Linked DNA regions of Homo sapiens: region 2 is linked to region 1. A link is a contact called in ENCODE Hi-C data. All regions are on one chromosome and are shown on one strand. Each heading gives the region's core, a stretch centred on a gene start or an enhancer-like site at or near the end of the contact. The rest is flanking DNA. Distances are from core to core; before and after follow the strand shown. Region 1 overlaps MSI2 (musashi RNA binding protein 2). Region 2 holds the start of SRSF1 (serine and arginine rich splicing factor 1).

Region 1 (6,519 bases), core at 1,875-4,374:
CTGAGGCAAGAGAATGGCGTGATCCCGGGAGGCGGAGCTTGCAATGAGCCAAGATCGCGCCACTGCACTCCAGCCTGGGCGACAGAGCGAGACTCCATCTCCAAAAAAAAAAAAAAAAAAGGTATATATATGTCAGGCTAATATAGTTTATTAAAATATGTACTTATATATATGCAATATGGTATCTGATATCTATTTTTATATATGTATATGCCCAGTTGATAAAAATATATCTATCTGACTTCAATTTATTGAGTCAGAATTCATCTGACTTCTTAGTTTTATTTTATTTTATTTTATTTCTTCTTTTAAAGACGAGGTCTCACGTTGTCTCCTAGGCTGGAGTGCAGGAGCCCAATCATAACTCACTGCATTCTTGAACTCCTGGACTCAAGTGATCCTCCCACTTCAGCCACCTGAGTAGCTAAGACTACCGGCATACAGTACCATGCCTAGTTAATTTTATTTTATTTGATTTTATTTTATTTGTAGAGATAGAGTTTTGCTATGTTGCCCAGGCTGGTCTCAAACTCCTGGACTCAAGTGATCCTCCTGCCTCAGCCTCCCCAGCTGCTGGGATTATAGTCATGAATTATCGTGCCTGGCCTGACTTCCCAATATTTATTAATTGGTTTCTAAGAGGGAAACATATTTTTCAAGACATAGGGTCTTCTAGGAGAAAAATAATTTTAAAATAATTTAAAGACTAAAGATAATTTAGTCTCCTTAAAATAAGTTCATTGGCCAAATAAGGAATCATTACCTACCTTAACCAGCTCTTAGAAAAGCAGACCACTTGTTAGCAGAGTAAATGCTCTGAGAAGTCCTGCATTTAGGGAATGTTTAATTTAGGAGTTGCCACATGTACGGCCATGGAGCCCTTGCATCTCCTAACACCTCTCAATGCCCTGGGGAAACACGGCTCTAGGGGAAAATGTCTAGTCCTCCATCTAGAGTCCAATTCTGTCCAGAGAAATGGGGAATTTGGTGAAACTTTCTAAAATCTCTTACCCCTTTGGGGGTTCAGGTTTCCCAGCTGTGAAGTGATAGGAGTTATTAGAGTGTTCTCTAACATCTCCACCTCTTCTTTTAAAGTTATTTTTGTCCTAGAGACCCTATGTCCTGAAAGAACATGTTTCCCTCTTGAAAACCAATTAATCAATAAACAGTCTGACCACACATTAAAACTCTAGGCCTTGGAACAGGATGCTGCCAAACTTCTCCTTCCTTTCTCCTCCCAAAAGCCAACAACTTTCCAAATGAAGTGCCAATGAAACCACAGGACCCGGGTGCATGGAGATTGGGTGGGAAAATACGCCTTGCTCCCAACTCAAAGAGCCTTGGCCCATTCAGATAAGTTCTCCTGCCAAGGATACTTAAATGGTTGAGAATGACCTAGAAGGCAATCATCTGCCTAAAATAAACTCCAAGATGATGCAGTCCTGGAAACTACATCAACATCTGCAATGAAGATTTACGGACCCAAAGGCAGCAGGCCTTGGAATTTAGCCCCAGTTGTGCCCTGAGCACAACCCTTGGTAAAGCCCTTGAGCAAGACTAAATCTGCACAGCCATCTCCAACACAGGGCAAGTCAGTTGTGGTGTTCCTTTTTTTTTTTTGGAGATGGAGTCTCGATCGCTCTGTCGCCCAGGCTGGAGTGCAGTGGTGCGATCTCAGCTCACTGCAACTTCTGCCTCCCAGGTTCAAGCAATTCTCTGCCTCCGCCTCCTGAGTAGCTGGGATTACAGGTGCCTGCCACCACGCCCCACTAATAGTAGAGACAGGGTTTCACCATCTTGGCCAGGCTGGTCTTGAACTCCTGATCTCGTGATCCACCCGCCTTGGCCTCCCAAAGTGCTGGGATTATAGGCGTGAGCCACTGCGCCCGGCCAAAGCTGTGATGTTCTTCGCTCCCTCATAGAGATGTTATGAGGCTAAGAGAAGGTACAGACATACAAGTGCCCTGGACTCATCCCTTCTTGTCTGTCTCCCCGTGTGCACCCCGAGTTCCCTGCCAAAGGCAGGAACTGCTCTTCAACATCTTTGCATCCACAGAGGAAAGTTCGGAAAGATCGTTTCTTGCTCCTGTTAAACCGTAGTGGTTGTTCGATGTTCTTGTTCTGCTGCCCGGAGGTCCCTCACCTTGGTAGCATCTCCTTTAGGTGAGAGTTTCAAGAGGGCTGTCTCTGCGGGGCGTCTGGTCTATCTTCACATGCAGTGACAAGGCCCGTAACACAAAGCTTCCTGGTGATGTTTCTACCACACTTCTTTCCCAATTCATCTCCAGAGCTTTGTCCAAAGAGTCTGTGCCTAACACCCACACGCGGGCACCAGCTGGGATGGGAACGTGTGTGTGCCTGTGCCTGTGTGCGTGCTGCGGAGGAGCAAAGCCAACGTTTTCCCAAGGTGACGCAGCAAATCAGCATGAGCAGGTTCCGCTGGGCACTCCACGCGGCCCTGCTTCTCTGAGCATGCAGACAGGAGGCCAACAATTCAAAACTACAGTTCCCCGGCTCTCCCCCACTGTCCCTCTGCTGCCCTCGCTCTCCTGCTGTCTCGGCCCCTGCTCCCCACATCTCTCAAGAACATCTCTGTTTGTTTTGGACTCGCTATACACAAAAACTTCTCCACTCAGGGGGCATGAGGAGAGAGAACTGCGCTTGTTTAAAGACGATCTCTTTTTAACGGCTGTAATCTTTAATTCATAACGGTCCTAGGAACCAGCGGTGGACAAGGGCTGAGAGCTGGCCCCCCTTTTTCAGGGTTTTAAAACACAAGCGGCTGCACAGGAAGTTGGTTTTCACAAAGGCAAAAGAGAGAAAAACATGCTAATTCACAAGCAATGGCTTCAAACCCCCCATTTCAAGTCTTATGATGGCTGCCAAGTGGTCCGACTGTGACCACAGCTCCCTGTGTGTGAGTTGGGGGGCAGGGGCTTCACTGCATTATTCAGAGGCTGACCACAAAACCATCTTTTGTGCAAAGTTACCACAGAGAGAGACCGTTTCATATACAAGCTGCAATAGACAGCTGGCTGTACTCTAAAAGAAAGGGAAGCTCTAATACAAGCCCCAGAGCCACATGAAGAGGCATGAGGAGGGAACTCGAAGTCACTGAGCATCTCCCACGCACCTGAATGAGAGCTAGGCGCTCTGTAAGAACTTCATAAGGTGGGTGGGAAAATCAGGCTCTCAGAGGTTACTGAACAGCCTCAAGGTCATGGCAGGAATAGGGTTCCAGCCAGGTCTTCCACGCCTGCGACAGGAGCAGCAGCAGGCAGGGCTGGTATGCAAAGATGAGGTGAAGCCCCAGATGGAATGATGCTAGCGGCACCCCTCTTCCCTAGCCAGAGGGGCTGCGCTGTTACCTCTACTGGCTTTAATCTAGTGAAGAGCTCAAGCGCCACATGGACTACTTGCCTATGAAGAACTCTAGTCCATGGCAAAGGACCAAAGCCACAGACCTGGGTCAAAGGAGATCTTGAAAACACATGCCATGGCACACGCCTGCAATCCCAGCACTTTGGGAGGCCGAGGTGGGTAGATCACCAGGTCAGGAGATCGAGACCATGCTGGCCAACATAGTGAAACCCATCTCTACTAAAAATACAAAAAATTTGCCAGGCGTGGTGGCGGGTGCCTGTAATCCCAGCTACTTAGGAGGCTGAGGCAGGAGAATCGCCTGGACCAGGGAGTTGGAGGTTGCAGTGAGCCAAGATCGTGCCACTGCACTCCAGCTTGGAGACAGAGCGAGAATCCATCTCAAAAAAAAAAAAAAAAAGAAAGAGAAAAAGAAAAAGAGAGAGAGAGGAAAGAAGGAAGGAAGGAGGACAGACATACCTTCAGCAGCTACAGGGAAGATGAGGCGGGCTGGAACCACTCACTACTGCCCTTCAGAACAGTATATGGAAGCACACGTTCATTGGACACCAGCACCATTGTGGTGACACCGGATGGTGGGCCTCTCACTATCCACAGTTCCTGGTGGTTTTGGGGGCTGCCAAAGGCACTATTAATCATCACTCCGCCCCGAGCTCCATCATTTCAATAACATACTGAGCCAATGTGCTCAAGATCTGCACAGAGCTCCTGGAGCGAGCCAGTCCTCTCCACTTAGCCCTTGGGTGCCTGTTTATTTCACTGAGCCTTCTGCCCTGTGAATGAGGGCTTCCTGCCAGGTATCAGCCTTGGCGGCCAACAGGTGGGTAATAGCACACAGGGTCATGCAGCCCTTTCTTCCCAGAGAGGTACTCATCCAACCAGTGGTTTTTGATGAGAAAGATAAAGGTATGAGCTCTGGGGTCAGGCAGTTTGGATCCTGGCTCTGCCAATTCCTGGCTTTTTGATCTCAAACAAGTTACTATAGCCCAATCCCTCACCTGTAGAGTGGGAATGATGACAGTACCTATCCTGAGGATGGTGTTGAGAATTAACCCATTTATGCCGGAGGTTGCAAATTTTTGTGAAAAATCAGACCTTGGTGATGACCTTGAGCAGTAGGATATAAATAACTCCCCACAAGCTTGGCGTTCCGATAATGGAACACTAGGCATAGATAGGTTAAATGAAGTAATAGAAAAGCGTGCCCGGCACAAGGTATATGCTGTACACAGGCAAATGCTTGTGTCTGCTCAAGTGGCTCTTCTGATGTTGGCATTAAACTTCTTGCTTTGTCCCTCTACTAGGCTGAAATGAGACACAAAACCAAGTGTTCCGTGATACTGTTGACTTCTCACCACATAGGAAGTTCTAGGGATATGGCTCAACCCCAAATCATCAGGTTATAAGGCCTGTAGTGCTCATCACCTGGGCAGCAAGAGAAGGGAGAGCAAGCCTCAGTCACTGTCACAAGATGCCCTGAAAATCAAGACAGCAGCATTGCAGGGAAGTGACCACAAGCAAAAGCAAGAAGCCCCTCAGGCCAGGCTTGGTGGCTCATGCCTGTAGTCCTAGCACTTTGGGAGGCTGAGGTGGGCAGATTGCTTGAGGTCAGGAGTTTGAGATCAGCCTGACCAACCTAATGAAACCCCGTCTCCACTAAAAATACAAAAATTAGCCAGGTGTGGTGGTGCACACCCATAATCCCAGTTACTCGGGAGGCTGCGGCAGAATCACTTGAACCCAGGAGGTGGAGGTTGCAGTGAGCCAAGACTGCACCACTGTACTCATCTGGGTGACAAAGCAAGACTCCATCTTAAAAAAAAAAAAAAAAAAAAAGTCCCTCAACCAGAAACAAGCCCTCAGCCAGCACTGGCCTGGCAGTTCTGTTCCCTATCTACCATGCAGAATCCTTCCCCAGTCTGAGGTTAGAGCCTGCATCCAAATCCCAGTTCCCCACCTCTCAGCTGTGGCACTGAAGGCAGAACCTGAACCTCTCCAAGTCCTCACCTGTAAGACGAGGGTGATGACAGAACCACCCTCATGGGCTGGTAAGAGGAACACGTAAGATGAAGTACAAAATACACTTTGCTCAGCTCCTGGCATGTTCTAGGTATTAAAGAAAAGTATTTATTATTATAACTGCAAAAATGAGAGAATTCAGGCCTTCTCTCTTCAAATCCGAACCATCTTAGAGAGCAATCTTTTCAAGTACAAGGTCTTCCCTCCCACTTTTGTTTGTAAGTCCAGAAAATACAGTCCACATTTAATGATCCTAATGTACAGAGTGGAAGCAAGCAGATGGATTGTTAAGACTGCTGCAACAGTTCGGCTGCCCCTCACGAGTCCAGGACCCACTAACAGGCCTCTGGCCTGGCATGGGGCACACCAACCAGCAGGCAAAAGGCCTGACTTCTAGTCCTGGCTCTGCCACTGGCATGCTTGCAGGCAAGGTGGCCTGGGGAAGTTGCTTCCCCTCTGTGAGGATGGACAGGGGTTCCTGTGGCCACTTCTGGCTGACTGCGGGTCACCTGCTCCCCCTCTGGAGGAGGCTCCCTGCTCTCCTGGTGGAGAAGAGAAGAGGGCTGCAAGATGCATTGCCCAGAGAGCCACCGGAAAGAAGACTAGAACCTGCCTCCCAGACACCAGCTGGGTGAACCTCCATTTCCCGTCTAGGGAAGCCGGCCAAACTGGTTAACCCTTACCATGTCTTCTCACTGGAGCCTGAGGGATGAGGGTGTGGTCACAGGTGCCCACACTGGGAAAGCTGGATTTGAGGACATGGGAGAGCTACTCCTCACTAAAGAAAGAGAAGAGGACATCCCCCCTGAGAACGGTCAGCAAAGCTTGGAGGGGTCACGGCTTCCTGTCTGCACAACTTCCTCACGCCCTGATACTCCTCTTCCCCAAGGCTTCATTTTGGAACCGGCTAGCCAGCTGATGAGGGTGACAGATTGTACCCTGTCCCTTCCCTCTTTCTGAAAAGACCAAACTGCCTCTACTGGGCAGCAGTTGTGAAGAGTTTTAAAGACTACAGCTTCACAAGGATGTGAGGAGGAAGGCTGGTCAGGGCAGCTGTGCCGGTCTCGCTACTATTCCTGAATCGCAGTGTGGCTTTCTCAAAATCTGCAGCTCCAACTT
Region 2 (6,630 bases), core at 774-3,273, 550 kb before region 1:
CAACAAATTCAACGGGCTTTCACTGCAGGCATTTTGTATAGTAATTTATGCGTATTTCATTTAATCCACCCCTCATTTTCCCATTCCTCTGATTTCTTACTCTAGCATTTTTTTTGTGTGTGTGTGAGATGGAGTCTTGTTCTGTCACCCAGGCTGGAGTGCAGTGGCGTGATTTCCGCTCACTGCAGCCTCCACCTCCTAAGGGTTCAAGAGATTGTCCTGTCTCACCCTACCGAGTAGCTGGGATTACAGGCACGCGCCACCATACCCAGCTAATGTTTTGTATTTTTAGAAGATACGGGTTTCGACATGTTGGTCTCCGACTCCTGACCTCAGGTGATCCGCCCGCCTCGGCCTCCCAAAGTGCTGGGATTACAGGAGTGAGCCACCACGCCCAGCCTCATCTAGTTTTCATGTTTTATGGTATCTCTGTAAGTTGCCTCACATCCTTGCGGAAAGGGACTACTGTAAATAAATAACATGAAGAAAATTATCCCTTAAATTCAGTGTGTAGATCTGTTATGGCAAATTTATGACTGCAGGGTTTGATTTTAATTTGTTGTTGTTTCCCCCTCCTTTTTTTTTTTTTTGGAGGAGTCTCACTCTGTAGCCCAGGCTGCAGTGCAATGGCGCCATCTCAGCTCACTGCAACCTCCGCCTCCAGGGTTCTAGCGATTCTCCTGCCTCAGCCTCCCGCGTAGAGTGGATTACAGGCGCCTGCCACCAAGCCCGGCTAATTTTTTGTTTTTTCAGTAGAGACGGGATTTCACCATGTTGGCCAGGCTGGTCTCGAATTCCTGACCTCAAGTGATCCAACCGCCTCGGCCTCCCAAAGTGCTGGCGTGAGCCACCGCGCCCAGCCTGATTTGAATTTTAATTCATTAGCGACGTTTAAAAATCCCAGGATTTCACATAAAAATCCAGATTTCAGACGTCGAAAAAAAATGTAAAATGTTATCTCCCAATGCCGCAGGCAAACAGGATCACAGTCCTGAATAGCAACCGCGGTATCTAGTGGTTACGGTTCTCACATCCATTTTGCTCCATTTTATTACCTGAGAGGACCGGTATTTTCAAAACCTGGTGTATCAGTAACTTTTAGGGAAAACTTTTGAAAAAAGGACTGCACACACGCACCCTTTCTTCCTTCTCGTTCTTTGAAAGGAAACAACAGAAACGATTCATTCTGCAGGCATTCTGCGCTAGTCCCACGGACAGGCGACTAACAAGAGATAAAAAGGTGTGGGTCCCATAGGCGGTACGGTGTTACCCCTTCTGGTTGGCGGGTACCACGTTGCCGGTCGGGATACGGACCCACTGCGACTAGCACTAGGAGTGCTGACCCGAGCTATGCAAAGTTCTGACGAGAAGGCGGAACGGTACTTAATGAAGAGGATTAAGGAATCTAAATCGGTTTCGCTAAATTAGACACATCTGTCTAAGCAGCCACGGTCTATTCGCAGCAGGGGCGGGAAGACAAACCAACGCCCCAGCTCTCCGTTCAATCACCCGCAACTCAGCTCTGGATTAGACGCACCCTACGAAGATACCCGGGTTTCCGGAGCAACCGCCCGGGCCGTCCCCCTTTGGCCCCGCCTCCGAGACTCTTTCCCGCCAAAGGCCGTTATCGCCGCAGAGCATGGTGGGACAACGCTTTAGGCTAGGTTTCACCAAGTGCTTTGAAGGCGCCGAGTTGCTTTCAAAGATCCTCATTCCTGGAGAAATCGACCATCCTTCAAGACCCGACCTGGATGACTAGCTCCTTTAACGAAAGTTCGTTATTTAACTTTTACCAAACGGCTGGTCACTCTGTTCGCAAACCACCCCAAGCTGGGAACGCGGGGGACTTTTTTACCCCCTTCGTGGGGAGGGTGACGTCGCGCGTGCGTGCGCGTGCGCTGAACGTAGCCCTCGCAGCACCCGTTGCGCTCCCGCGCGTGCGTGTTGGGATCGAATCGCTGTTTCCTTCCGCTTCTCTTCCTCTGTCTCCCCCCCATATCCGTGCGCCGAGCTGATAAAGGCGCCATTTTGGAGGGGCCGCGGGAGACGTGGTGCCGCTGCGGGCTCGCTCTGCCGTGCGCTAGGCTTGGTGGGAAGGCCTGTTCTCGAGTCCGCGCTTTTCGTCACCGCCATGTCGGGAGGTGGTGTGATTCGTGGCCCCGCAGGGAACAACGATTGCCGCATCTACGTGGGTAACTTACCTCCAGACATCCGAACCAAGGACATTGAGGACGTGTTCTACAAATACGGCGCTATCCGCGACATCGACCTCAAGAATCGCCGCGGGGGACCGCCCTTCGCCTTCGTTGAGTTCGAGGACCCGCGGTGAGGCGGCATGGGGCTTGCAGCCTTGAGGAAATAGGTCCGAGTAGTTGGGGAAGGCTCCAAGGCCTTAACATAGAGAACGGGGAAGCGGGGGCTCTTAGAGAGGTTGGGGCGAGACTGTATCGCCCATGCAGGAGTCGAGTAAGGAGCTGAGTTGATGTGGCTTCTCTGGCGCCTCGCCTTGGACGTCCCCGGAGCCCATTCGCAGGCTGGAGCGGGAAACTGAGGCGCTGAGGGCTGGTGTAGTGGTTGGGAGCCTGGCGTGTTTCTGGGTGGGGGAGGGGCCATTCCTATTATGCGGCGCATGTGGGCTCTTCCACGTTGGGTGCGCATGTGCGGGGGGTTTGCTGGTTCCCAACTGAGCGAGCTTCTCCTCCTGGTGTTTCTCATCCCTTTTACTTTCTGCGATCCCGCAGAGACGCGGAAGACGCGGTGTATGGTCGCGACGGCTATGATTACGATGGGTACCGTCTGCGGGTGGAGTTTCCTCGAAGCGGCCGTGGAACAGGCCGAGGCGGCGGCGGGGGTGGAGGTGGCGGAGCTCCCCGAGGTCGCTATGGCCCCCCATCCAGGCGGTCTGAAAACAGAGTGGTTGTCTCTGGTGAGTGTACTGGTTGTGTGGATTGATGTGAAGGGACGAAAACTACCTAAAATTTTTCTCTTGCGTGACAGGTTTAATAATTGCAAATTTTTCATGCTAGGTCTTAAATTGCTTTAGTTTTTGGGTGAATTTAATAAACGAGGATTGCTGCTGTGGTGATTTACCAAATTAGGTTGCGGTACTAGATACGAAGATCGTTACAAATAATTTTGGACTCTGGATTCCAGAATCTTACCAGCTCTCTTTACCTGGTATCACTTAAGTACACCTATTAAGTACTTTAAAGTACTCTTTGTCCTAATGTACCTTACCAGCTTAACGTGAAATTTAAGATAATTGGTACTAAGAAAAAAAAAATCACTTTTTCAGGACTGCCTCCAAGTGGAAGTTGGCAGGATTTAAAGGATCACATGCGTGAAGCAGGTGATGTATGTTATGCTGATGTTTACCGAGATGGCACTGGTGTCGTGGAGTTTGTACGGAAAGAAGATATGACCTATGCAGTTCGAAAACTGGATAACACTAAGTTTAGATCTCATGAGGTAGGTTATACACGTATTCTTTTCTTTGACCAGAATTGGATACAGTGGTCTTAACAGTGGAATTTCAAGGTAAGGATTCAGGCAAGGTTGTCCAAGTAAATTGCCAGATTTCTGGTTTTAGTTACATTGTATTCATTCAGCATGTCTGAAGATAGATGAAAGCTTAGATCTTTCAATGGAAAGTTCTGTCTATCCAATAGGGAGAAACTGCCTACATCCGGGTTAAAGTTGATGGGCCCAGAAGTCCAAGTTATGGAAGATCTCGATCTCGAAGCCGTAGTCGTAGCAGAAGCCGTAGCAGAAGCAACAGCAGGAGTCGCAGTTACTCCCCAAGGAGAAGCAGAGGATCACCACGCTATTCTCCCCGTCATAGCAGATCTCGCTCTCGTACATAAGATGATTGGTGACACTTTTTGTAGAACCCATGTTGTATACAGTTTTCCTTTATTCAGTACAATCTTTTCATTTTTTAATTCAAACTGTTTTGTTCAGAATGGGCTAAAGTGTTGAATTGCATTCTTGTAATATCCCCTTGCTCCTAACATCTACATTCCCTTCGTGTCTTTGATAAATTGTATTTTAAGTGATGTCATAGACAGGATTGTTTAAATTTAGTTAACTCCATACTCTTCAGACTGTGATATTGTGTAAATGTCTATCTGCCCTGGTTTGTGTGAACTGGGATGTTGGGGGTGTTTGTGGTTATCTTACCTGGGGAAGTTCTTATGTTTATCTTGCTTTTCATGTGTCTTTCTGTAGACATATCTGAAGAGATGGATTAAGAATGCTTTGGATTAAGGATTGTGGAGCACATTTCAATCATTTTAGGATTGTCAAAAGGAGGATTGAGGAGGATCAGATCAATAATGGAGGCAATGGTATGACTCCAAGTGCTATTGTCACAGATGAAATTGGCAGTATTGACCTTATACTAAAAGGCAGGGGTTAAAAATGATTATATACATTTTCCTTAAAACACTTGCAAACATTTTATTCAGTTGTCTTTAGCTACAATTGCTTTGCTTTTTAAACCTTGGCAATTGTGGCAAAATTATATTGCCCATTTTGTAGCAACTTATTTTGCTCCCTTCCCCCCATTTTTGTTTTAATAGGGACTAATGTGGGAAGAACTGGCTAATTTGTCACAGTGCTTAGTTACAACTGTTAATGTGTGACCTGCTGTTGGTGTACATGTGGGTACAGGGTGTTTTTAAATCCAACAAGATAGAGTATAATATCAATACTGCTAAATCTGCATGTCCTCTGTGTGACTGATAGAGCGTTGCTATTTCATTTTTTTAAGACAAAATGAAAGCAAAATATAGAGTTCCAATGTATTGGTGTAGATAATCTAGTTGGGAATACTTTTAAGTCTCACCTTCCCCTTTAAACTAATATTCATAATTGGTTCATATGTTTAAAAGACTTTAATTTACAAATTAAATTGCAAATGGGAGCATTAGATTTAGTTTTAGACTTAGGTGGGTAGCAATGCCAGTAAACTTAAATTACGTAACTTCTTGCAACCACGAAACCTGTAATACGCTGTACAGTAACAAGTGTTGGCATTATCAGTTGAACTGTAAATACAAAATGCTTCTTCCAATTAGTCTCTATGATGATTAAGTTTCTAAAATTTATCTGAACACCATTCAGAAACTTGTTTTGGGGAATTTGATAGTTATTGATGTGCATCTGTTAAACTGATGACAGACATAACTCATCATTCCCCAGAAACCTTTTTTGATTACAGTATCTAACATTTTGCCTCCTCTTTTTTGGTTTTGCTGGTTATAAAGGTTTGGATTGGAGAGGGCTCACTGGATCCCAATCCTTGGAGCTGGATCATTGGATTCAAATCATAATGTGGATAGGATAGGGAGGATGAATTACCAGGATTCATGGAGCGGGATCAGATTACCAGGAACATAGGAGTGGATTCCTGCCCCAACCAAACCGCATTCGTGTGGATTTTTTTATTCAACTTAATTGGCTATTCCAAAGATTTTTTTTTTCCTATTTTTGACGATTGGAGCCCTTAAGATGCACGATGGAATTGTGTTTTGCGTTTTTTGGTAAAAGGAGCAAAGCGAGGACCTGGAGATAAACGCTGGAGCAATCTCCTTGGAAGGATTCAGCACGAGTAGATGGTAAACATTTAAAGGGGAAAGGGGGGGTTTGTTTAAAATAGTAAATCAGTAAGTCACTTCTAAATTTAAAGAAAACAAAATTGGAGTTGAAGAATAAGTAGGTTTCCAATTGGCTATTGCCGTTTTCTTTGAAAAAATAAACATTTTTTAAAAAACTATGCATGGTTGTCCTTTTTCCTCTTCATGTAAGATTCTAACTGGGTCTATCAGTTAATCTTTAAATTGTTAAGTAAGATAAGATTTTGACTCTTGTGTTAATGTGTTAGCAAATTAAAAGTTCTTAAAAGGCAATCTAATGGTATTAGCCATCTTTTATTGTTAATTGTAAAAGTCTTCAGGGGAAAGCAAAAGGGGAGAATAAGGCATTTGTGTATGTAACTTGGTAAATGACGGTGGGGGATGGATCTAGCATCTGAAAGATAAGCTTCTCTACTTTGTTATAAAGTGGTTAAAAAACTATAGATGCTGCTTATTTTCTGGTGGTCATAGACAACATAGGCTTTTGTGCAAAATTGGTTGATGGCTACTAATGTTCACTTGGAGATAGCTTTTGATATTCTCAATGAAACTCATCTCAAAAAAAGGTAAGTATTAAATGTTAACATCAGCACAGATGTATTAGAACTGTTTTTTGTTTTTGAGACAGAGTCTCGCTCTGTTCTCCAGACTGGAGGGCAGTGGTGTGATCTAGGCTCACTGCAACCTCCACCCCTGGATTTGAGTGATTCTCGTGCCTCAGTCTCCCAAGTAGCTGAGACTACAAGTGTGTGCCACCCTTGCCCGGCTAATTTTGTATTTTTAGTAGAGATGTGGTTTCTCTGTGTTACCCAGGCTGGTCCCAAAACTCCTGGCCTCAAGTGATCTGCCTGCCTTGGCCTCCCAAAGTGTTAGGATTACAGGTGTGAGCCACCATGCTCAGCCTGTAGAACTTTTAACCCAAGTCTCATTTCTTTTTTGAAAGGGAAGAGTGCACAAGATTAACTGCTTCTTTGGATGAATCATTGTTAATAAA

What was found. Hi-C counts contacts between places; a loop is a spot of excess contacts on that map. Pooled maps may share reads with other maps.
Region 2: a pooled map shows a loop between it and region 1 (6-fold over the local background). The contact joins the promoter of SRSF1 here to the enhancer-like site in region 1. A Hi-C loop is called at or near these places in 1 of 37 single-sample maps with no recorded cell type and 11 of 50 pooled maps.

What each region holds. Positions count from the first base shown.
Region 1 is chr17:57,451,701-57,458,219 of GRCh38, reverse strand. The region is part of intron 6 of MSI2 (musashi RNA binding protein 2); the gene reads right to left. Among named protein-coding and RNA genes, the nearest start is that of MSI2-AS1, 150 kb to the left of the region's middle. RefSeq lists an enhancer at 2,666-2,785. Within about 2 kb of position 3,124, at least 11 of the 41 ENCODE cell types and tissues checked have a DNase peak (open chromatin) inside an H3K27ac peak, as active enhancers do.
Region 2 is chr17:58,002,639-58,009,268 of GRCh38, reverse strand. SRSF1 (serine and arginine rich splicing factor 1) reads left to right here and starts at 2,023. Exons shown (of 4, transcript NM_006924.5): 1 at 2,023-2,325; 2 at 2,742-2,926; 3 at 3,296-3,468; 4 at 3,669-6,630. The coding sequence starts at 2,132. The coding sequence ends at 3,863. RefSeq lists enhancers at 1,672-1,721, 1,670-2,388, 2,512-2,561, 2,832-2,881, 3,213-4,412.